Linked DNA regions of Homo sapiens: region 2 is linked to region 1. Evidence: chromatin loops called from intact Hi-C (ENCODE). Cell type or tissue: OCI-LY7. All regions are shown on one strand. Links, peaks and the distances in the headings refer to the core of each region. The heading gives the core; the rest is flanking DNA.

What was found. Hi-C counts contacts between places; a loop is a spot of excess contacts. Peaks named below come from ENCODE experiments on the same cell type or tissue, not always from the same donor. Only the 100,000 strongest peaks of a DNase experiment are listed, where the experiment ranks them.
Region 2: a loop joins it to region 1, with 2.2 times the contacts of the local background. A loop is called at or near these places in 2 of 110 quality-filtered maps.

What each region holds. Positions count from the first base shown.
Region 1 is chr5:177,497,513-177,508,693 of GRCh38, forward strand. PDLIM7 (PDZ and LIM domain 7) reads right to left here and starts at 92. Exons shown (of 13, transcript NM_005451.5): 1 at 16-92. DOK3 (docking protein 3) reads right to left here. Exons shown (of 6, transcript NM_001308236.3): 3 at 10,725-11,030; 4 at 7,499-7,598; 5 at 7,231-7,403; 6 at 4,392-7,148. The coding sequence ends at 6,471. RefSeq lists a silencer at 1-487 and enhancers at 698-747, 966-1,705, 3,323-3,562, 4,343-4,392, 4,403-4,472 and 5 more. In OCI-LY7, for the core only: CTCF peaks have their summits at 3,644 (motif pointing left) and 3,851; DNase peaks (open chromatin) are centred at 179, 3,619, 4,729, 7,909 and 4 weaker places; H3K4me3 peaks cover 4,369 bases; H3K27ac peaks cover 5,019 bases.
Region 2 is chr5:178,105,368-178,116,443 of GRCh38, forward strand. N4BP3 (NEDD4 binding protein 3) reads left to right here and starts at 8,165. Exons shown (of 5, transcript NM_015111.2): 1 at 8,165-8,404. RefSeq lists silencers at 7,905-8,454, 8,535-8,854, 9,205-9,254, 9,865-9,974 and enhancers at 9,293-9,806, 9,335-9,394. In OCI-LY7, for the core only: CTCF peaks have their summits at 7,899, 8,098 and 8,299; DNase peaks (open chromatin) are centred at 7,654, 8,134, 9,364, 9,844 and 2 weaker places; H3K4me3 peaks cover 3,997 bases; H3K27ac peaks cover 3,798 bases.

The DNA of each region.
Region 1 (11,181 bases), core at 1-8,000:
CGCGGTCGTCGATACCTGCTTGGCCCGGCCAGGGCGCTGCTCTGCGTCGGGCTCCAGGGAGCCTCGTTGGGATCGGCCGCCAGTGTTCTGACCCCGCCCCCACAGCCACCCTCCACTTTGAGCGCGCGGACGGGGGCGGGGCACCAGGCCACGCCCTCGTCGCGACCACGCCCACTAGACTTTCTCCGCTGGTGGAAAGCCCCACCCAGCTCTTCCGTCCTGCCCAATCACCAAGTCCCGTCGGGCTTAGAGCTGAGAGGCCTCGCCGACCCGGGCCCTGCAACGGGGCGGAGTCGGGAGGGGGCCGGGGCTGCGGGTCGCCTCCTTAGGGAAGCGCTGCCTCGCCCAGTCCCTCGCACCGCCCGCTGGCGGAGGGAGAGGAAAGCGGACCTTCAAACCAGACCGACCTGGGACATAGTAGTCTCTGAACCTTAGTTTGCTACTCCGAAAAATGGGACGATCATACTCGCCTCGCAGGGCTGCCGCGAGTGTCGGTATCGTAGGCGCAACCCTCGGGGACTGCAGAATCTGTAAATCAGAGGGGCTGGGGGAGACAAGTTGAGGGGGACAGGGGCGTTTAAAGCTAGAGTTGCGCAACGCTCTGCCGAAGGCAGGAAAACAGGGCAGGAGCGGACGCCGGATGTCCCTGCAACCCCGAGCCGACCCGCGCACCGTCGGAAGCGCCGCGTCCCGCTCCACCTTGGCCAGAGCGGACTGCGCCGCCTGGGAGGCGTCCTCAGAGTCCCGGCCCCGCGTTCAGCCCAGGCACTAGGGCCGGCGGCACGGACACTGAGCACATGCGGGTGTCGGGGTGAGGGAAGGGGCGTCCACCCTCCACTCGCTTGGTGGTCCCGGCCCATCACCTCCTCCTAGGACAGAGTCGCTGCAGTTCTCCCCTCTCCATCCACAGTCATCACACCCACCCTGTTCTGCACAAACCGCCGTGAGAGTTCTCGTCGTTAAAGACCTTCTCTTGACCCCACATCCCTCTCCAGCTACTACCCTTTAATTCTCCTCTCGAGAGTAAAATTCCTCCAGGGAGTTGTCTGTTTATCGCGTCTCCACTTGCTTTCCTTCAGTTATCTCTTGAAGCCATGCCAGGCGGGCTCTTGTCCGCACCCGTCCCCTGAGATCTCTCTTCTCAAGGTCCCCTGTGGCCTGGAGGCCATGGGGCCATGGAATCCGTGGTGGTTAAGTTTCATCCTGCCCTGCCTAGGGGCAGCACTGGTCCAGGTTGATCCTTTTCCGCGAAACACCCTTTTTCCCTGGCTTCACAGCTTCCCCCTGCCCCACTGGCCCCTCCTTCCCATCCTCCTCTGCCTCTGGCCTTGGCCATCTGATGTCGCCTCTCTTTATGCTCACCCCCTGAGACCCCGTACTGTCCTGTGGCTTTCAACACCACCTATATGCAAAGGCATCCCATGTTTCATGGCCAGCCTGACCTCTCCCCAGGAACTCTAACTCCATTATCCAAAACCCTGCCTAGATGTTTACTAGATCAGGGGTCCCCAACTCCCCGTTTGTGGCCTGTTAGGAACTGGGCTGCACAGCAGAAGGTGAGCAGCGGCAAGCCAGAGAAGCTGAGTGCAGCGGCAGCATTAGACTCCCATAGGAGCGTGAACCCTATTGTGAACTGTGCATGCGAGGGATCTAGGTTGCTCATTCCTTATGAGAATCTAATGATAAATGGGCCGGGTGCAGTGGTTCACGCCTGTAACCCCAGCACTTTGGGAGGTTGAGGCGGGGGAGGATCACTTGAGGTCAGGAGTTCGAGACCATCCTGGCCAATATGGTGAAACCCCGTCTCTACTAAAAATACAAAAATTAGCTGGGCGTGGTGGCGCATATGCCTATAATCCCAGCTACTTGAGAGGCTGAGGCAGGAGAATGACTTGAACCTGGGCAGCAGAGGTTGTAGTGAGCCAAGATGGCTCCACTGCACTCCAGTGTGGGTGACAGAGCGAGACTCTATCTCAAAAAAAAAAAAAAAAAAAGAGTCTAATGATAAATGTACTGCACTCGAACCACCCTGAAACCATCCCCACCCCACCCCCAGTCTGTGGAAAAATTGTCTTCCATGAAAGCGGTCCCTTCTGCCAAAAAGGTTGGGGAACCACTGTACTAGGTATCTCAGACCATCATGGCCCAATTCAAACTTGTGCCTTTCCCACCTTCCTAACTCCTTCCTCACTTCAAGAAGTGCCACCAACATTTATCCAACTGGTTCAGCAGAAACGATGAAGTTATCCTTTCTCTTCTGTCCTCCCCCAGATTCTGCAAATTCCACCTTCAACATGTTCACATCTAACCGCTGCTGCCACCATTGTCCCAGCCACTGCCATTTTGTGCCTGCGCCCCTGTAACGGTCTCCTAACGGGCATCCCTGCTTTCACCCTTGCCCCTTCCAGAGTCTTCACGAAGCAGCCAAAGTGATATTTTTAAAGCCAGAATCACAGCACCATGTCACTCTCAGCTTTTAGCATTCCAGTGGGCTCATATTGCACTCAAAATAAAACTGAAGTCCTTAAGACCTACAGAATATGAATAAACTGGGTCTGACTCCTACCACTCGCTCCCTCCACTCCAGCCACCCTGACCTCCTCACTCACATTTCCTCCAGCAGGCCAAGCATATTTCTGCCTCAGGGCCTCTCCACTTGCCAGTTCCCCTGCTTGAAACACTTTTCTTTTTTTTTCTTTTTTCTTTTCTTTTTTTTTTTTGAGACGGAGTCTCGCTCTGTCATCCAGGCTGGAGTGCAGTGGTGTGATCTCGGCTTGCTGCAACCTCTGCCTCCCACGTTCAAGTGATTCTCCTGCCTCAACCTCCCGAGTAGCTGGGACTACAGGCATGAACCACCATGCCCGGATAATTTTTATATGTTTAGTAGAGATGGGGTTTCTCCATGTTGGTCAGGCTGCTCTCAAACTCCTGACCTCCAGCGATCCACCTGCCTTGGCCTCCCAAAGTGCTGGGATTACAGGCGTGAGCCACCATGCCCGGTGCCCGGCCCTTGAAACACTTCTCCAGATATCTCAGCAACAGGTTTCCAACTTTATTTAGGTCTCTGCTCAGATGTGGCCTCCTCCCAGGGCCTTTCCTGATCACAGCTGAAACAGCAATCCCTGGATGCCTCACCCGCATCACACACTAGGCCCTCCCTCTGCTTTATTTTTCCCCATAGCATCTCCATCATCTCACATTCTGTATGAAATGTTTGTTTATTTAAGAATCCCACAGCACCAGAGACATCTGGATGTGGAAAAGGCATCTCCAGATTCCATGTGTGGAGGGAGATGGGGGAATGGGGACTCTCTGCGGTGCTCTTTCCAGGGTGTGTTCTTTGTTAGGACAATGAAGACACACAGCTAATGTGTCTTATCTAACATTTCCCCAGGGCCAGCACACAGTGGATGTGAATGAACACACGAAGAAAGGAAGGATTGACAAAGTGAAACAGCAAATGAGCAAAGGAAGAGGCGGCAGCCTGGGGGTCCTGGCAGTCCTCCAGCAGAGAGGACCCCAGGCTCCCATTCCTTGGGCTGGTGCAAGGCTCTGGTCTGTGTCCCCTGGGGAGCCTCCCAGCACAGGCAGCCCCTGCGTAGCAACTGGACCTGGACAAGGACCCAGCGCCCTCTGGTGGCCGAGACTCCTGAGGCTCCAGGCCAGGCCTCTAGCGTCCTGGTGGTTTCCAAGGACTTTCTTTCCCACAGTCCCCTTGGAATATCACAGAAATCCCTAGGAAACAAAGCAGCTCAGATTTGTAATGAAGGAAAGGATGCCATGCTGGGTCCCCAGAGTCCTGGGTTCTGGTTCTAGCCATGCCCCTGACTCTCTGGGTGACCTTCAGCGTGTCCTGGGATTTGAGCTGCCAAGGGCTGGGCTTGGGCTTGCCACTGTAGGGAGTGGGGGTGCCTGCAGCAGCACCTCGACTGCCCGCCTCTTGGCCTCAGCTTGCTCTAAGACCTTACCCATCAGGAAGTGCTTGCATGAATAAGTGAGCCAAAATCTTCCTCCCTATGGCTCTAGCATCCCTCCAGGCTTTGCATTCTGTGTCCACACACATCCTGGAAGAACACCAGAGTCTCCATTCCCCCAACCCCCTTTCACCCATGGGATCTGGAGATGTCTTTTCCACATCCAGATGTCTCGTGTGCAGTGGGATTCCTAAATCTGGAGCTCAGGGGGAGGTGTGCACTGAAGACAGACCTTCGGGGTCATTAGCACCTAGAGGGTCTGTGACACCTGGAGAATGACTGGCTTGCTGAGGCCAGTGGTTCCCAGCCTAGGCTGCATACTACAATCATCCGGAAATCCAGTGAGCGTGGATGCCCAGAACCCACCTACCAGACTGATGAAATCAGAGCCCCTGCGTGTGGGCCCAGGCATGGGCATTTGATTTTTAAAATTTTTTATTTTCTTGGTAGATCACTCACAGAACATGCATGGACATTTTTACAGGCTTTCAGGAGATTCTTTGTGTAGCAGGGTTGAGCTACACTACATCTGAGCCTAGGACCCTGGGAAGAACTCAGAGAAGGCAGCAGTAGAGGCTGGGAAGGAGATTGTTATGAGGTAGGAGGAATAGCAAGTAACGGGGGTGTTTCAAGAACCAGAGCCGAGTGCTGCTGAGAAGTCAAAGTCCTTGTTGCTTTTGTTTTGGAGAATAAGGTTGGTGACTCTAATAAAAGCCACATAATGGCATCATGGGGATGAAGGAGAGTTAATTGAGGGGAGAATGGGGGTGAGAAAGTGGAAATGAAAGTAATCAACAACTCTTTTGAACAGTTTTTGCTGTGAAGAGGAACAGAGAAACAGAGGTGGCCGAAGAGGAATGTGAGGTCAAGGGAAGGTTTAAAATGTGAAATTACAGAGCATGTTTGCGTGTGGCTGGAAAAGCTGCTGGTAGGATGAATGGGCGCAGGAGAGAGTGGGGACAGCTCAATTTTCCAAGCTCTGAGGTGAAAGGAGCCGGGATCAGAGCACAGCTGGGGACAGACACTGTTTCTACTGTAGGGGTAGGAAGAAGACAGATGGATGCCAGTACACTTGCAGATACGGTGGGAGAGCCCGACCTGTTTCCCCAATATGCCTGTGAGGAGACATTGGGTGGGGATAGACAGGAGGTTCTGGGGAGGAGAAAAGCTGCCCTACTAGGGAACAGGGTCTCTTGTGGCAGGGAGTGCCTGCCTTGCACTGTTAAGAAGGATGCAGGCAGTCTGCTTAAATGGATTTCTCTGGCTGTGGGCAGCTGTGTGCAGGCACTGAGGAGGTCTGGGCTCGCCCAAGGCCGGGGACTTTGCCAGACCAGTAAGATGAAACGAGAGAGAACAGGGGGAAGGGACTATGGAGAACAAAGAGGGGATGGTGGGCAGAGGCCTCGAAGAGCCAGAAAAGGGTCCCTGCAGGTCGACATGCCTAGGCAGGGGCGGTACTGGCCGCACTAAAGGAAGTGAGCTGGAAGGAGGTGGCGGCCAGAGGATGAGGCTTGGACAGGAGAGAGCAAAAATTGTGTGTCCGTCATGAAAATGAGGTTCAGGATGTGCCAAGGGTGTGTGCAGCTGAGGTGGAGTTGCGGTGAGGGGCTGGGCAGTCAGAGCCCTGGAGGCATGACGCTTGCGTGCGTGGCTGGCTCCTAGGATGGCGCCAGGAGCAGGAGCAGAGGAGGGAACGCAGCATGGAAGTCTTCAGGAAACTTCTCTCCCCCTGGAATGTCGGCTCCCGGAGAACAGGACCAAGGCTGTCCTGAACACGGCTGTGTCCCCCAGCGCCTGGCACTGAGTAGGCACGCAGCAAACTCTCATCAAGGATTATGCCTGATACGTCATCGGTTCTCTCTCCTTTACAGATGAGGAGACTGACGCCTGGGGTTCCCAGAAGTATCTGCAAATTGTTGGAGTTTCAGCAGGGAACAAGTGTTTTGGACGAGGGTGTCTCTGAAATCCCTTCCACCTGCACCCCGCCCCCACTGCCTCCTCCCAGCTCGGGCCTCCGGGTCTCCAGTTGGGCCCTCATGTTGCTCCTTCCTGAGTCTGACAAGTAAGCCTCACAGCTCCCTCCGCCTGCCTCTTCGTGTCACTCGGCCGTGCAGAGCAACATGGAGTCCTAATGATTTCCATCCCGTCTGTCTGCTGCAGTGGGTTTGAGCCCACGGGTGGCAGGTAAGGCCCAGGTCACCTGTGCCCCTGGAACCGGCACAGGGTGCTTGTGTTGGCCGCAATGAACGTGGGCAGGGGCGTGTGCCGTGAGTGCCCCTGCCGGGAGCTGCTCTGAGCTTTATTATCTGTGAGTCTGCACACTATTCATGAGGAGGGCAGGGCAGGGCTGAGGTCCTCCACAGGCGGCCTGCCTTGTTCCTGCAGGCCAGGGTGGACACAGGCGTGTGTCTGCATGGGCCCAATGTTTGCCCACCAGCCCACCCTCCTGTCCCAGGGGGAGCACCTCTCCCCTCTGGCCACCACTCTGCTGGGCGTTCAGGGCCGGTCACAAGGGGCTGGGCCCTTCCTCCGCTCACGACTCAGCAGGGTCACCAGCTTGGCCTTGAAACCTGCCTGAGGGTCAGGGCGGCCTGTGCCCTCCACCTGATCCAGCTCCAGCAGCCGCCGGTACTGGGCCTCCAGGGTACTGTCGTTGGCCGGGCCGGGCCAGCTCAAGTCCTGGCCGTTGTGGTAGATGGGACTGGTTGTGGGGCTGCGGCTGCCGGGGCCCTCGTGCGGCTCAGGTTCCCCACCGTGCAGCGTGGGGCTGGCCTCCAGCACACACAGGTTCTCATAGAGGTGCTCATTGCCTGGGGGCCCACTGGCACGCTTGCACACTGAAGCGTAGAGCCCGGACGCCAGATCGTTGGGCTCCGGGCCTAGCAGTAGCGGCAGGCTCTGGGGTCCGGGCTCGGCCAGGTGCATTTTCCTGGACGTGGGTGGCTCAGGTCCTGGTGGCATCTCCCGAAGCTCTCCGGGGGTGTCCAGGGAGGGCAGAGAGGTGGCCCGTGGCAGGGGGCAGGGCTGGGGCCTGGTCAGCTCTGGCAGCCGCTCCCGCTGGCGGGCGATGGCCCCGGCCACAGCCCTGCACAGGTCAGGGGCACAGGGGGTGCTGAAGGCAAAGAGGCCCTCACCCGAGTGGCAGCGACGGCCGGCCTCAAAGGAGAACACGCCCTGGGCACAGGGCACACGGGTGGGGATTAGCAGGAGGGTCCAGGGTGTCAGCCCCTCACCCTTTCCCACCCCTGCACCTCACCTTGTCGGAGCCGAACTTGCGCAGGAAGTGGTAGGGCCAGCTGTAGAGGGCCTGGGTGCCCTTGGCCTCCCTCAGCTGGATGGCGTCTGGGCCCAGCACCAGCAGGGCCGGCCCCTTCAGCTGGCAGCGGGTGGCGGCCTCAGTCCTCTGCACCACCACGGGAAACTCGCCCACTGTGGCAGGTGGCCAGGACAGCTCCGTCAGTCCCAAAAAGACCCAGCCCTGGGTGTGGGGGGCTGAGGCTGCCCTTGCACGTCCTCCAACTTACCTTCCTGCCAGGAGGAGTAGATGGAGTTTTCCTCCATGGGGACCAGGCCCCTCTTGGGAGACTGGGCATCTGTGGATCCTGAGGAGGCCTCCCCTGTCCCCTGGGGAATGAGTTCAAGTCAAAGGTGAGAGCACCGCACTCCCATGCCCTGTCCCCTCCCCTCAGTATCCCAGAACTCCACAAGCCAGGGGGCATCCAGGGGCCTGGGCTCCAGTTCCAGCTTTGCCCGGCTCGCTGCATAAGCCTAGGTCCCCTTCCGAGCCTGTTCTCCCACCTGGCTCCCCACTGAGAGTGCTGGGCTGGGCAAGAGGCACTGTGCTTGAGGGTGTCTGAGAGCTGCAGATCACTGGGGACACAAAAGGATGTCCCTTGCAGCCCCTGGGCTTGGCTGGGCCAGCTTCTGTATGTCTGACAGCCTAGAGCAGTACCCCAGGTGTCTTCCTCCATCTCACCACAGCCACCTGCTATGACCCTGCAAGGTGCCCCCAATCTCTGCCTCATCCCCACACCCAGGCCTTCAGCATGTCCCCTGTGCTCTTTCCCACTCAGCTCCTCTACTAGCACCACCCTGGCCCATAGCAACACAGCCGGGTCAAATGCCACAGCTTCCTCACCAGGCTCCTTGCTCCTGTCAACTGCCTTTTTTTTTGACATGGAGTCTTGCTCTGTCACCCATACTTGAGTGCAATGGCGAGATCTCGGCTGACTGCAATTTCCGCCTCCCGGGTTTGTTTTTTTTCTTTAAGATGGAGTCTCACTCTTGTCGCCCAGGCTGGAGTGCAGTGGCGCGATCTTGGCTCACTGCAAGCTCCGCCTCCCAGGTTCACGCCATTCTCCTGCCTCAGCCTCCCAAGTAGCTGGGACTACAGGTGCCCGCCACCAGGCCTGGCTAATTTTTTTTGTATTTTTAGTAGAGATGGGGTTTCACCATGTTAGCCAGGATGATCTCGATCTCCTGACCTCATGATCCGCCTGTCTCGGCCTCCCAAAGTGCTGGGATTACAGGCATGAGCCACCGCGCCCAGCCCGCCTCCCGGGTTTAAGTGATTCTCCTGCCTCAGTCTCCCAAGTAGCTGGGATTACAGGTGCCCACCACCATGCCTGGCTAATTTTTTGTATTTTTAGTAGAGACAGGGTTTTACCATATTGGGCAGGCTGGTCTCGAACTCCTGACCTCAGGTGATCCACGTGCTTCGGCTTCCCAAAGTGCTGGGATTACAGGCACGAACCTCCATGCCTAACCTCAACTGCCTTTTGTTTTTTGATTTTTAAAATATGATAAAATACAGAGAACATAAAATTTACTGTTTTAACCATCTTACTTTTTTTTTTTTTTTTGAGACAAAGTCTTGCTCTGTCGGCCAGGCTGGAATGCAGTGGTGCGATCTAAGCTCACTGCAACCTCTGCCTCCCAGACTCAAGCAATTCTGCTGCCTCAGCCTCTCAAGTAGTAGCTGGGATTACAGGCGTGTGCCACCACACCCAGCTAATTTTTGTAATTTTTTTTTAGTAGAGATAGGGTTTCACCATGTTGGCCAGGCTGGTCTCGAACTCCTGACCTCAGGTAATCCGCCTGCCTCGGCCTCCCAAAGTGCTGGGATTACAGGTGTGAACCACTACGCCCGGCCCATTTTACATCTTAAAGTGTATCATCAGTGCTCTTTTTTTTCTTTTCTTTTTTTTTTTTTTTTTTTTGAGACGGAGTTTTGCTCTCGTTGCCCAGGCTGGAGTGCAATGGCATGATCTCGGCTCACCGCAACCTCTGCCTCCCAGGTTCAAGCAATTCTGCCTGCCTCAGCCTCCCGAGTAGCTGGCATTACAGGCATGCACCACCATGCCCAGCTACTTCTGTATTTTTAGTAGAGACGGGGTTTCTCCATGTTGAGGCTGGTCTCGAACTTCTGACCTCAGGTGATCCGCCCGCCTCGGCCTCCCAAAGTGCTGGGATTATAGGCCTGAGCCACCGCACCCGGCCACCAGTGCTTTTTAGTATACTCACAAGGCTGTGCACTGTTGCCACTGTCTAGTTCCAGAACTTTTCCATCATCCCACATGGAAGCCCTGTACCCATGAGCAGCCACTCCCCACTTCTCCCTTCCTCCAGCTCCTGCCAACACTCATCTGATTTCTATCCCAATGGAGTTACCTTGTCTGTACATTTCTTTCTTTCTTCTTTTCTTTTTTTTTTTTGAGACAGGGTCTCACTATGTTGCCCAGGCTGATCTTGAATTCCTAGGCTCAAGCAATCCTCCTACCTCAGCCTCCCAAAGTGCTAAGATTACAGGCAAGAGCTACTGTGCCAGGCGTTTGTTTGTTTTTATGGCTGAGTAGTATTCCATCTTGCGGACGGACCACGTTTTGCTTATCCATTTGTCAGCTGATGGCCATGTAGGCTGTTTCCACCTTCTGGTGGCTGTGAGTAGTGCTGCTATGGACGTTCATGTCCATGTGGGTTTTTTTTTAAGATAGGGTCTTGCTCTGTCTCCCGGGCTGGAGTGAAGTGGCACGATTACAGCTCACTGCAGCCTCGACCTCTGGGGCTCATGCGATCCTCCTGCCTCACATGTACATGTTTTGTTTGAACACCTGTTCAAGTTCTCTTGGGCACACACCTAGGAGTGGACCTGTGGGCCACATGGTAACTCTGTTTACCTCTTTGAAGAACCCCCAGGCTCACTTCCTTTTGACCCATCACAGACCTTTTGGGGCTTTACAAACATGTCCGGCTTAAACCCTCCAAAGCCTTCGCCTCTCACTCAGAACAAAACCACACACATGGCCTAGGGCATTTCAGCCGCTCTCCTAAGCTCTGTGAGTTGGCTTCCTCCTGCACTCCTTTCCTTCCAGCCACGTCGCCTTCTTTCTGCCCTTAAACACCCCACACTGTCCGGCCTCGGGGCCTCTGCCCACGGGACTCCCTCTGTTCACAACTCCCCAGGCTGCCCCTGTCCTCAGACCTTTGCCCAGTGGGTTCCTGTCATTCAGGGCCCTCCTCTGAGAGGCCTTCCCTGGCCACCCTGCCCGTCGCTCCCTCACTTCCTCCTGCTCCCCTGGCGGTCCATTTTCTCCATGGCACGCACGGCCCTCTGAGAGTCATTATAGATTTACTTTTCCCAGGCTTGTAGGTGCTCGGTGGAGCTTGCTGGGTGATGGGATGTGAGCGTGGAGGTGGACAAGTCGGGGGCAGGTGCCCCAGCCCAATCGCCCCCCTGCTCGCCGCACTCACCGGGAAGGCCAGCTGGCAGATGGGGCCCATCCAGGCCTGGCGGTGCTGAGCAGCCAGTAGATGGCTTCGCTCGGTGGTGGTGAGCAGGAAGGCACCGGTGTCCCGGGGGCAGCTCTCGCCGTCAGCCGGCAGCACGGACACACAGTCAGCCAGGCGGATGACCCGTCGCTCCCCTCGCCGGCCAGGCCCTGCCGACCTGTCACCCGCTGCTCCCAGGCCACCATCCCGGACCTCCCAGCTCTCCAGCCGTGCCACGCCTGATGGGCCTCCTGCATACAGCAGAGCCCACACCTTCCGCCAGCACTTCTGCGGGAGGGGAGCGGGAGGGTGAAGACCCTTGGGTGGCAGATTGTCCGTGCCACTTGGCTCAGCACAAGCTGCTCGGCAAACGCTCCCAGCCAGGAGCGGGCCTCTGCTCCCCAGTTTCTCAGGGAGCCAGGTAAGGAGGCCTTGGCTA
Region 2 (11,076 bases), core at 3,077-11,076, 610 kb after region 1:
AGACCTTGCCTAGACGTCAGTCCTCGTTTGAGGCAAACTGTAAAATTATTACAATTTAGGCCAGGCACAATGGCCCATGCCTGTAATCCCAGCACTTTGGGAGGCCATGGCAGGAGGATCTCTTCAGCCCAGGAGTTTGAGCCTGCAGTGAGCTATGACTACACCACTGCACTTCAACCTGGGCAACAGAGGAAGACCCTGTCTCTAAAATAAATAAATAGGCTAGTCGTGGTGTCTCATGCCTGTAATCCCAGCACTTTGGGAGGCTGAGACATGTGGGTCACCTGAGGTCAGGAGTTCGAGACCAGCCTGACCAATATGGTGAAACCCCATCTCTACTAAAAATACAAAAATTAGCCAGGCATGGTGGCATGTGCCTGTAGTCCCAGCTACTCAGGAGGCTGAGACAGGAGAGTTGCTTGAGCCCAGGAGGTGGAGGTTGCAGTGAGCTGAGATTGCACCACTGGACTTCAGCCTGGGCAACAGAGCAAGACTCCGTCTCAAAAAAAAAAAAAGAACCCTGGAGTGTGGGAGGGTTTGTGTGGAAGTAAATAAAATCAGCCTCTGCTGGGTAACTTTTAAAGGCAGGCAGTGGGTACGTGGGAGTTTTTAAAAATTCCCTCCCTTTACCTTTGTGTATATTCGAAAATTGTTGTAATTAAGCTTTAAAAATAATCTAGGTAAAGTCTTGGTTAAAAAAAAAAAAATAGTGGCCCATGGCCAGCACCTTTTGGACAACTCTGGACTGTGACAATCCAAGTCACTGTATTACACAGATTTTTTTTTTTTCTGTCTCTTTTTTTTTTTAAGAGGTGGAGTCTTGCTCTGCTGCCCAGGCTGGAGTGCAGTGGCCCAGTCACAAGCTTCTAACTCCTGGCCTCAAGCAATCCTCCTGGCTCAGCTTCCTGGGTAGCTGGGACTGCAGGTGTGCACCACTACACCTGGCCTAAAACATTTCAAATCATGGTAAAATGCACACAAAACCTAACTATTTTTTGAAACAGAGTCTTGCACTGTCGCCCAGGCTGAAGTACATCAGTCCTCTCTCAGCTCCCTGCAAACTCTGCCTCCCGGATTCAAGGGATTCTCGTGCCTTAGCCTCCCGAGTAGCTGGGATACAGGTGTGTACCACCATGCCTGGATAATTGTTGTATGTTTAGTAGAGACGGGGTTTTGTCATGTTGGCCAGGCTGGTCTTGAACTCCTGGCCTCCTGTGATCCACGCACCTCAGCCTCCAAAAGTGCTGGGAGATTTCAGGCATGAGCCACCACACCCGGCCTCTTAACCATCTTGAAGTGTCCAGTTCAGTGGTGTGAAGCACATGTGCACCGTCGTGCCACCCATCCCCGGAGCTCTCTTCATGGTGCTGCTGTAGTTTCACAATGACTCCTCCAGACTTCGTCCACCCCCAACCCCTTGCCATAAATCACTGCAACTGAGGGACTGCAGCCCAGGAGTTTCTGGGCAAAGTACCGTGTTACCATCTGGGGTGGCAGCTCCACCTGGACTTAGCTGTGGGGCTGGTCCAGGTTTCCGGTGGCCTGTAACCCCAGCACTTAGGGAGGTCGGGGCAGGTAATCTCACACCTGTAGTCCCAGTGGTGCATGAGTGGGCCAGTTGGACTGCCTGGACTTCCGGGGTGTGAGTCCTCATGGGCTCCTGAAGGTCTGAGGTCTGCCCCGGGGCAGACACCTGAGCAAGTCATGGCAGCTCTCAACTTCCACCCCAACCTCCTGCCTGGGGCTGCCCCAGTCACCCCTGGGGGTGGGGGGACCCAGGGAAGAGGAAGCAGGAGGAGTGAACGAAGGCTCCTCTCCAGCTCTGCTGACTCGGGGAGGCAGCCCAGGTCCAGGAGTCCACTTTGACCCCAGGTGCGAGAGTGGGGAGGGCTGGGGAGGCTGGGTGGGTGCACAGCCCCACTGGCTCTGCCCCACAGCCACAATACCCCTCTGTGACACAGTTTTAGAACAATCTTGGGCTGGATGTGGCGACTCACAGCTGTAATCTCAACACTTTGGAAGGCTGAGGCAGGAGGATTGCTTGAGCCCAGGAGTTTGAGACCAGCTTGGGCAACATAGACCTTGCCTCTATTTTACAAAAAAAAAATTTTTTTTTTTTTTGAGACGGAGTTTTGCTCTTGTCACCCAGGCTGGAGTGCAGTGGTGTGATCTTGGCTCACTGCAACCTCCACCTCCCGGGCTCAAGCCATTCTCCTGCCTCAGCCTCCCAAGTAGCTGGGATTATAGGTGTGCACCACCACCCCTGGCTAATTTTGTATTTTTAGTTGAGATGGGGTTTCTCCATGTTGGCCAGGCTGGTCTTGAACCTCTGACCTTAAGTGATGTACCCACCTCAACCTCCCCAAGTGCTGGGATTATAGGCATGAGCCACTCTACCCAGCCTAAAAAACAATGTTAAAAATAAATAAAAATTTGTAAAAGACCAATCTTGGAGGACTGGCAGAGCTAGGGCCGGCACCAGGAGTTATCTGTTAGCCTGCGCTTTGCAAGGTCTGAAACCCTCAGATGCTGCCTCTCCAAGAATGCCCAGCTCTCCTCCCTCAGGCTGGGGCCTGGCCCAGCTCCAGGGGAGAGAGGACAAGGGAGGGCAAGGAGTGAAAGGCGGCCAGGGGACACAAAGCTGTCAGGTCCCTGGACATGCCCAGGGGATGCTGCCTGCTTTACCAATGAAGAATCCGAGGCTCAGGAAGGTCACCAGGAAGTCACGGACAGGACTGGGATTCAGAGCCAGGGCTGCCTTGCTTCAGCTCCTCCTCCTGGTTAGAAAACAGTCCTGAATTGCCTTTTTGCAGATGGTGTCTTAGAGCTGAGCATGGCTAACTGTCAGGCACTGTAAGAAGAACTGGGGGAGTCTGGACATGTGCTGGCCACCAGTCCCCCACACTCAGGGCTCACTGTCTCTTGAGGGTGACAGAGGATAACGCACTGTGACAAGCACCATCACAGCAAAGAAACAGAAAAAGTCCGGAGCGGCAAGAGGATGGGGTGATTAATTTTGCCTTGAGGGTAGAAGGAGGGGCCTTGAGGACAGTGGGTGCTCTTAATGGACTATTCCAACAACCAGCCACTTATGGATGAGGACACAGAGGCAGCTCCCAGAGCAGAGATGCACAGAAGCAGTAGCAGTGGCTTGGCCCGAAGACTAAAGGAGTTGCAGGGCCAGTCTTGAAGCTGGGACTACACCTCTCGGGCAGAGGAGTGTGGGGACAGAATGCGTAGGCTACAAGGCTCCCTCTGGGGCAGAGTCGGGGGTGGCTGGGCAGTAGGAAGCCAAGGCAGGTTGTTGCAACAGTCAAGAAGAAAGGTGATGAGGCCAGAGGTGGTGGCCAGAGAGATGAGGAAATTCCTCCTCACCAGGATGGCTGCAGGGTGATACAGTCCTGGCCACTCACAGACAGCATGGATGCAGGAAGACAGACCACAGACCCACAACAACGAAGGTGCGTGCCGGTGTGGGCAGGACTCAGCCTTCCAGCACTTCAAGACGGGCCCATGACAAGCATTCTGTCCTTCTGACAAACCTTCCCCATAAGGAAAAGGCAGAAGGACCAACTGACCTTCACAGATGCTGCCACTTACCAGGCACTGTGCAGGGTGCTTTAGAGGTGCTAGTTCACTTAATCCTCCCCTTTCAGAGCTGAGGAAACTAAGGCTCAGAGAGAGAAATTAAAGTGTCCCAGGTCAGCCAATTCAGGAAGTGGGTGCATCCAGGGAGGCTGGTTTCACTTCCCCTGGCCTGGTGCCCTGAGTGCCCCACCCCTTGGCATCTGAGCAGTGTGGCTCCCATGCCAACTCTACAGGAATGTCATGTCTGGGGGCAAGTGGCCCCTTGCAGGGGCATCTGCTGTGCAGGTCCAGGAAGGTAAATAAAGTTCACTGAATACAAGATCCCCCCATCCCAGCAGGAGTCCAGCTTGGCCTCTCCCATACTGTCCAGGCAGATGTTGGAGGGAAGAAAAGAGGCCTGGCCTCCTGTTGGTTTCTGCCTCCTCACCTCTGCCCAGCCCACTTTCTTCTCTCAAAGGCCTCAGCAAGGCCAATGGGAGGCCAAGGTCAAGGAGACGGGGTGAGAACAAGAGGCAGCCCGCATGGACAGGACAGGAGCGCAGTGCAGTTGAGCACCTTCTTTTTCTTTTTTTTTTTTTTTGAGATGGAGTCTCGCTCTGTCAGCCAGGCTGCTGGAGTGCCGTGGTGCAATCTTGGGACACTGCAACCTCCACCTCCCAGGTTCAAGTGATTCTCCTGCCTCAGCCTCCTGAGTAGTTGGAACTATGGGAGTGCGCCATCACATCTGCCTAATTTTTGTATTTTTAGTACAGACAGATTTTCACCATGTTGGCCAGGCTGGTTCTCGAACTCTTGATCTCAGGTGATCCACCTGCCTTGGCCTCCCAAAGTGCTGGGATTACAGGCATGAGCCACTGTGTCCTGCCTTTATTTATTTATTTATTTATTTATTTTTGAGACGGAGTCTCGCTCTGTCGCCCAGTCTGGAGTGCAGTGGCACCATCTCGGCTCACTGCAAGCTCCACCTCCTGGGTTCATGCCATTCTCCTGCCTCAGCCTCCCGCGTAGCTGGGACTACAGGCGCCCACGACCACACTCTGCTAATTTTTTGTATTTTTAATAAAGATAGGGTTTCACCGTGTTAGCCAGGATGGTCTCGATCTCCTGACCTCGTGATCCTCCTGCCTCGGCCTCCCAAAGTGCTGGGATCACAGGTGTGAGCCACCGTGCCCGGCCTTTTTTTTTTTAAAGACAGGGTCTTGCTCTGTCACCTAGGCTGGAGTGCAGTGTTCGATCATAGCTCACTGCAGCCTCTGATTCCTAGGCTCAAGGGATCCTTTTGCCTCAGCCTCTCGAGTAGCTGGGACTATAGGCACCACTGGCTTGGCTAATTTTTTATTTTTTTATAGAGATGGGGTCTTGCTATGTCGCCCAGGGAACTCCTGGGCTTAAGCAATGCTCTCACCTCGGCCTCCTAATGCGTTGGCATTACAGGCGTGAGCCACTGCACCCAACCCAGAATCTGAGTTTTCATCAGAACTTAGCTGTGACCTCTCTCTCTCTTCCTCATGCCATTTCTTGCAAGTGGATTCTTATAAGAACCTTCATTCAAACCCTCTCATAAACATCTCTATCACTGTCTCTCCCACTCAGTTGACAGAATGAACACCTTCTCGGCAGCTTCCAGCTTCCAGGTCCTCCTTGGCCCCATTTCTTTCCCTAGAGACCCAGGGGACCCGACCTCCCTGCCTGCCTGTGCCACCTCACAGGCCCCACGTCCAGCTGCGTGCACAAGCTCCTCTCTCTCAATGCTTCGGAGGCTCCCAGCGCCCACTTCAAGAGGCTTCTCTGGGTCTGCTCTCGGTTGCCACCTTCGTCCCTTCCCACCACTAACCTTTCCCACCCAGGGCTTGGACCTTGCTAGCAAGCTGAACGTGCCCTGCCTTCTCTAGCCCTGCTATCTGCTCTGCTGGGAACACTCCTCAGTGGAAATGCTTCCAGGACCATCTCAAAAACCATTGCTCCAGTGAGGCCTTTCCTTGGGTCCCCCAAACAGCCAAACAGGTTCTTGCTCTGAAACTTTATCTGTCCCAGTGAGTAACCCTACCAGACTGGCTCCTCAAGGGCTGAGACCCACAGCAGCTATTAATGAGTTTTCTTAGACAAGTATTCTGAAGTCTGGCAGTTCTATTAGAAATTCTGGCCGGGCGTGGTGGCTCACGCCTGTAATCCCAGCACTTTGGGAGGCCGAGGCAGGTGGATCACCTGAGGTCGGGAGTTCAAGACCAGCCTGACCAACCCCGTCTCTACTAAAAATACAAAATTAGCCGGGCATGGTGGCACACACCTGTGCCAACCAGCTACTCGGGAGGCTGAGACAGAAGACTCGCTTGAACCTGGGAGGGGGAGGTTGCAGTGAGCTGAGATCACGCCATTGCACTTCAGCCTAGGCAACAAGGGTGAAACTCCATCTCAAAAAAAAAAAAAAGTTGCCGGGCGCAGTGGCTTATGCCTGTAATCCTAGCACTTTGGGAGGCCAAGGGGGGGTGGATCACGAGGTCAGGGGATCGAGATCATCCTGGCTAACATGGTGAAACCCCATCTCCACTAAAAATACAAAAAATTAGCCGAGTGTGGTGGTGGGCACCCGTAGTCCCAGCTATTTGGGATGCTGAGGCAGGAGAATGGCGTGAACCCGGGAAGCGGAGCTTGCAGCGAGCTGAGATCGCACCACTGCACTCCAGCCTGGGCGACAGAGCAAGACTCCATCTCAAAAAAAAAGTTCTTTCAGCCAGGCATGGTGGCTCACGCCTGTACTCCCAGCACACTGAGAGGCTGAGGCAGGCAAATCATTTGCCTTAATTGATTTGCCCACCTCGTCTTCCCAAAGTGCTGGGATTACAGGCGTGAGCCGCCATGCCTGGCCAGAAGTTCTTCCTAGAGGTTCTATGCTGTCCTAGCAAGAATTGGTAAGAACAGCATAGAACACAAGGGGTTGCAAATTTGTGGGCCGTAGACCAAATCTGTTCCACAAGTGACAAGATGTTTTTTAATTGAGGTAAAATGTGCATACCATAAAATTAGCCGTTTTAAAGCAAACAATTCAATGACATTTGTATATTCATAACGTTGTGCAACCACCACCTCTGTCAGGCTCCAAAACATTTTCCTCATCCCAGAAGGAAACCCTATGCTTGTTAGGCAATCACTCTGCCTTTCTCTCTCCCCACAGCCTCTGGCTCTAATCTGCTTTCTGTTTGTCTGGATTTACTTATTATAAATGGCATCATTAACACATGTGGGCTTTGTGTCTGGTTTCTTTCACTTGCCATGTTTTGGAGGTTTATCCATGTTGTAGCAGGTATCATCAGTGTTTCATTCCTCTTTTTCTTTTCTTTTCTTTCTTTTTTTTTTTGAGACAGGCTTACGCCATCATCCAGGCTGGAGTGTAGTGGCACAATCTCCGTTCATTGCAACTCTGCCTCCTGGGTTCAAGCAATTCTCCTACCTTAGCCTCCCGAGTAGCTGGGATTACAGGCTCGCTCCACCATGCCTGGCTAATGTTTGGTGTTTTTGGTAGAGATAGAATTTCGCCATGTTGGCCAGGCTGGTCTCAAACTCCTGACCTCAAGTGAGCCGCCTGCCTCGGCCTCCCAAAATGCTAGGATTACAGGGGTGAGCCACCACATCAGGTCTTTTTTTTTTTAAGATAGAGATGGAGTTTTGTGAGTTGCCCAGGCTGTTCCTGAACTCCTGGCCTCCAAAAGTGCTGGGAGAGTTCAGACATGAGTCATCACATGGCGTTCATTTCTTTTTTATGGCTGAATAATATTCCACTGAATGGATCTACCATTGTTTGCTTACACCCTCATCAATTGTTAGTTTGGGCTGTTTCCACCTTTTGGCTCTTTGACTATTGTGACTAGTACTGCCAAGAACATTACTTGTTTGAGGACTATAATTGCCGGATCATATGGTAACTCTATGCTTAACTTTTGAATTAGAAACGGTGTTTTAATTTTTCGAATATGACTCCTTTACGTGTCTGTGTCTGTTTCCATGTCTTCCTACTGTCTTAGTAGGAAGCTCACGACTCATTTGCGTAATTTTTCTGGCCCCTGAAGGCACCTGATTTTGCTGCCCCTAGAATACTTTGGAGGCAAAAAGAAAATAACTCTGTGCCCAATTCAGCCAGAGTCGTGGGGTAAAATCTTTTCACTTCTCAAAGTACTACTGTGGTTCATCCCCAAAGGGGGGAAATCAGGTTTTCCGGAGAGGAGGCGGCTACAATTAGGGAGGTGAGGGACCTCACGCGCCTCTTCCTTAGAGGAGGCGGGCGAGGCGAACGGCGGAGGAGGAGAAGCGGGGGCGCTGTGCGCTCTCTGGGGCGTGGGCCGCGCTCGGGGCTGCCCACCCCTCGGGAACGAGCCGGGGCGCTCAAGGAGGCAGCGACGCGAGGCGCAGCCGGTCCAGGTTTCGCCCGCCACCGCCGTGCGGCGCCTCTGCGGGTCAGGGCCGGGGGCGCGGTCGGGGCCGGGCGGGGCCCAGGTTGGCTCGCGGGTAGGCGGCCCCGCCCCCCACATCCGGGGGCCGGGGCCGGGCTGTGGGCTTGCCGCGCGCCGGTGAGTCAGGCCGGGTTTTCCCTCCGCCTTTGGGGCAGGCGATCGAGCGCCGCGGAGCGCGTCCCTCCCTCGCCAATCCGGCTCCGGCGCCGGCGCCCGCCCGCGTTTTCCCGGCGCCTGCCGCTCCGCCGCTCCGACCCGGCACGCAGTCCCGGCCCGAGCCGACGCCTTGCAGGAGGGTTCAAATCCGCGCGGGGGAGCTGCGACGCGCAAGGGCTGCGGAGCCGCGGGCCGGCGAGCGCGTCGCCACCATGGTAAGTGGGGCGCGCGAGGGGCTGGGGACCCGGGCTGGACTCGGGGGGTGGGGAGGGGTGGGGCGGGTCGCCAAGGTCTTGTTTTCGGGCGTCCTTGGCAAAGCTGCTGTCCCGCTGGCCGAGGCTCCCGTCTGAGAGATGGGCGGGGGTGGCAAGGTGCGGCGTGCGCCCAGGTGTCCCCTGCTCCCGGTCACCGAGGCACCGGATCGGGGACCGACCCCGATGCTCCGCTGGAGGGGCAGGCGGCAGGCTACCTTGCTCTCCCCAACCCCTGCAAACGCGCTTTCCAGGGAGCAGCGCGCGGGACCCCTGCGCCACGGCTGGGTGGGGCAGGCGTCCTTGGCGCCGGCGTCTGACCTCGGCCTCCGCCCCCCGGCCCAGCCGCTCCCGGCAGGCCTCAGGGAGGGGCCAGGAGGAGACGCGCCTCCCACCCCGCCCCCCAGGTAGCTCCGGGACCTCCCGCAGCTTTGGGGAACCCTCGCCTTCACCCCTGCTTTCCTGACACAAATTCCGTGGGGATGCAACCTCGTTTGCCCCTCTGACTTCCCCATGAGATCTCTCGCTTCCTCCCACACCTCCTTTATCCCCCAACCCCCTGCCGGTCCACCAGGCTGCAGCTGCGGGTCTGCGGGTAGGGGACATTCCTAGGTCTTGACCGCCAGAGCACCCGGTCCAGTCCCGGCCACAGCCTTTGGCCCAAGTGAGGGCTGGCCTGGGGACAAGCCGAAATCAGGGCCCTGGCTGTATCCAGAAAGAGAACTGAGACCCGTTGCCTCCCACTGGGCCACCCCCCGACCCCAACCACATAGGAACAGATTGGGCCTGGCTGTCCTCGGGAGGGAGCGGACGCAGGAGGCCATCCTGGGCGCGGTTATCAGCCTCCTCCCAGGGCCCTCCCAGGCAGGGCTTCTCTACCGGCTGGCAGCGTGTGGTGTGCATGTGCCAGACTGTGAATGAATGCGGCCAGCCTGCCTCTGCCACCGCCTCTAGAGCTAGCATAGCGACTCGGAGTCCCCATGAGGCAGGTTTCCTCTATTTCTTCCTGACCTGGGGGGCAGCAGGAGGGATTCCAGGCCTGGTGGACCGCAGTCTAGGGCAGCCTGGTTGCAAGTGTCCTTGGGAGAAACAGGCATGGAGGGCTGGGCAGACATATATGCAATACATACACAGCAGTGTGTGCCCATGGAGGGGAACCCGTGACCCCTGGCTTAGGACAACCTGCTGAGGTAGAAAGGACCTTGCCCAGGGAGTTGAGATTGCTTCTCACTGTGGGATCTTGGATAACTCACCTCGCCTTCCGAGGCCTCAGTTTCCCGATCTGTAAAATGGCGTGAGGGTAATTACTGTCCTGTTTGCCCCCACGAGGCTATTGTGGAGATGAAATGAGATAATGAAATAGAAGGGCTGAGAAAAAACTGTAGACTGCGGTGCAGCCGTGAAGCACTATATGGTGATACTAAGCACCACTTCCGCAGGCTTTAGCCCCTGTCTCTGCCTCAAGTGTCTGTCACAGAGGGGATGGGGTGGGCCAGCCTCTCCCAGCCCCTCTCTGGGCCCCCCTTGCCTACTACCCCCCCCTTTTGGAGCTGGGACATTCCAGTCCCATTCCTTAGGGGCAGCTGCAGACACGCCCCTTAGCAGAGCTGATCCCCCAGCAGGTGGTGGGACCTTTCCCTGGGGCCAGGGCTCAGGAGGGGCTGACTGTAGCCAGGGCAGGCAGCACTCCTGCCCATGTGGGGACTGGAATGTCCCACCCCAGAGGAGATGCAAGGTGGGATCCGAGAGGACTTCTAATCCTGGAGCCTGTGTGCTTTCTCCCCTGCGGCTGAACGTGACCTTAGGCGTGTTACTTCACTTTCTGAACCTCAGTTTCCTCTTGTGAAGTGGGGGATGACAGAACTCATCTCCTGTGTGTCTTGTGAGGATGTGATAGTGCCCTTTGGCGTGACCCAAAAGGGCACCAACAGGCTCTGGGACGCCCCCCTCAAAGAAAGCGCGTCCTCTCCTTCTTTGCTTCCTGGCCAGGGCAGCTGTGTCTTCCATCTCCACCAAGGATTGGTCCGAAAGCAATTCCTCTCCGTGTTCAGAGATTCCAGTGCTGCCTGCTAATCTTGGGGACTGGAGAGGGGTGAGGGGACTGGTGGCGGGGAGCAGGAGTGAAGAGGCCTTACTGGGGCTAGCCAGGACCTGTGGAGAATGTGGCTTGAATGTCCCAGCCCAAATCTAGCCAGCTGTGTGGCTGGGGGTTTGCCGCTCCCAGCTCAGGGAAGCCCAGGCACTTGGCTTGTCCCCTACCCTTCTCTCCACGACCCGTGCAGGGTCCCCGGCTTTTTGCTCTGATGTTCCAGTGAGGCTGCAAGGCACTTGCTGTCCTCCCTCCCTCCTCCCCCACCAAATCCCCTCCGCCTGCACAGCTGCCCTGCCCAGCTGCCCTGCCCGGAGCAGGCAATCCCTGGGCTTCCAAGCAACAGGAAGGAAGGAATGTATGTGTTGGGGGAGGGGGTGGAGGTAGGATGGACCCCTTTAGGAAAAGAGACTGTCCCCACTCTGTGACATACGCAGGGAGGAGTGTCCTGAAAGCTGGGGGCCCCCGCCCTGCTGGGGGAGCTGATAATCCAGTCAGTCAGCCAGGAGGGGCACAGTGGGGACGGTGGGGGGCCTAAGGAGAGACA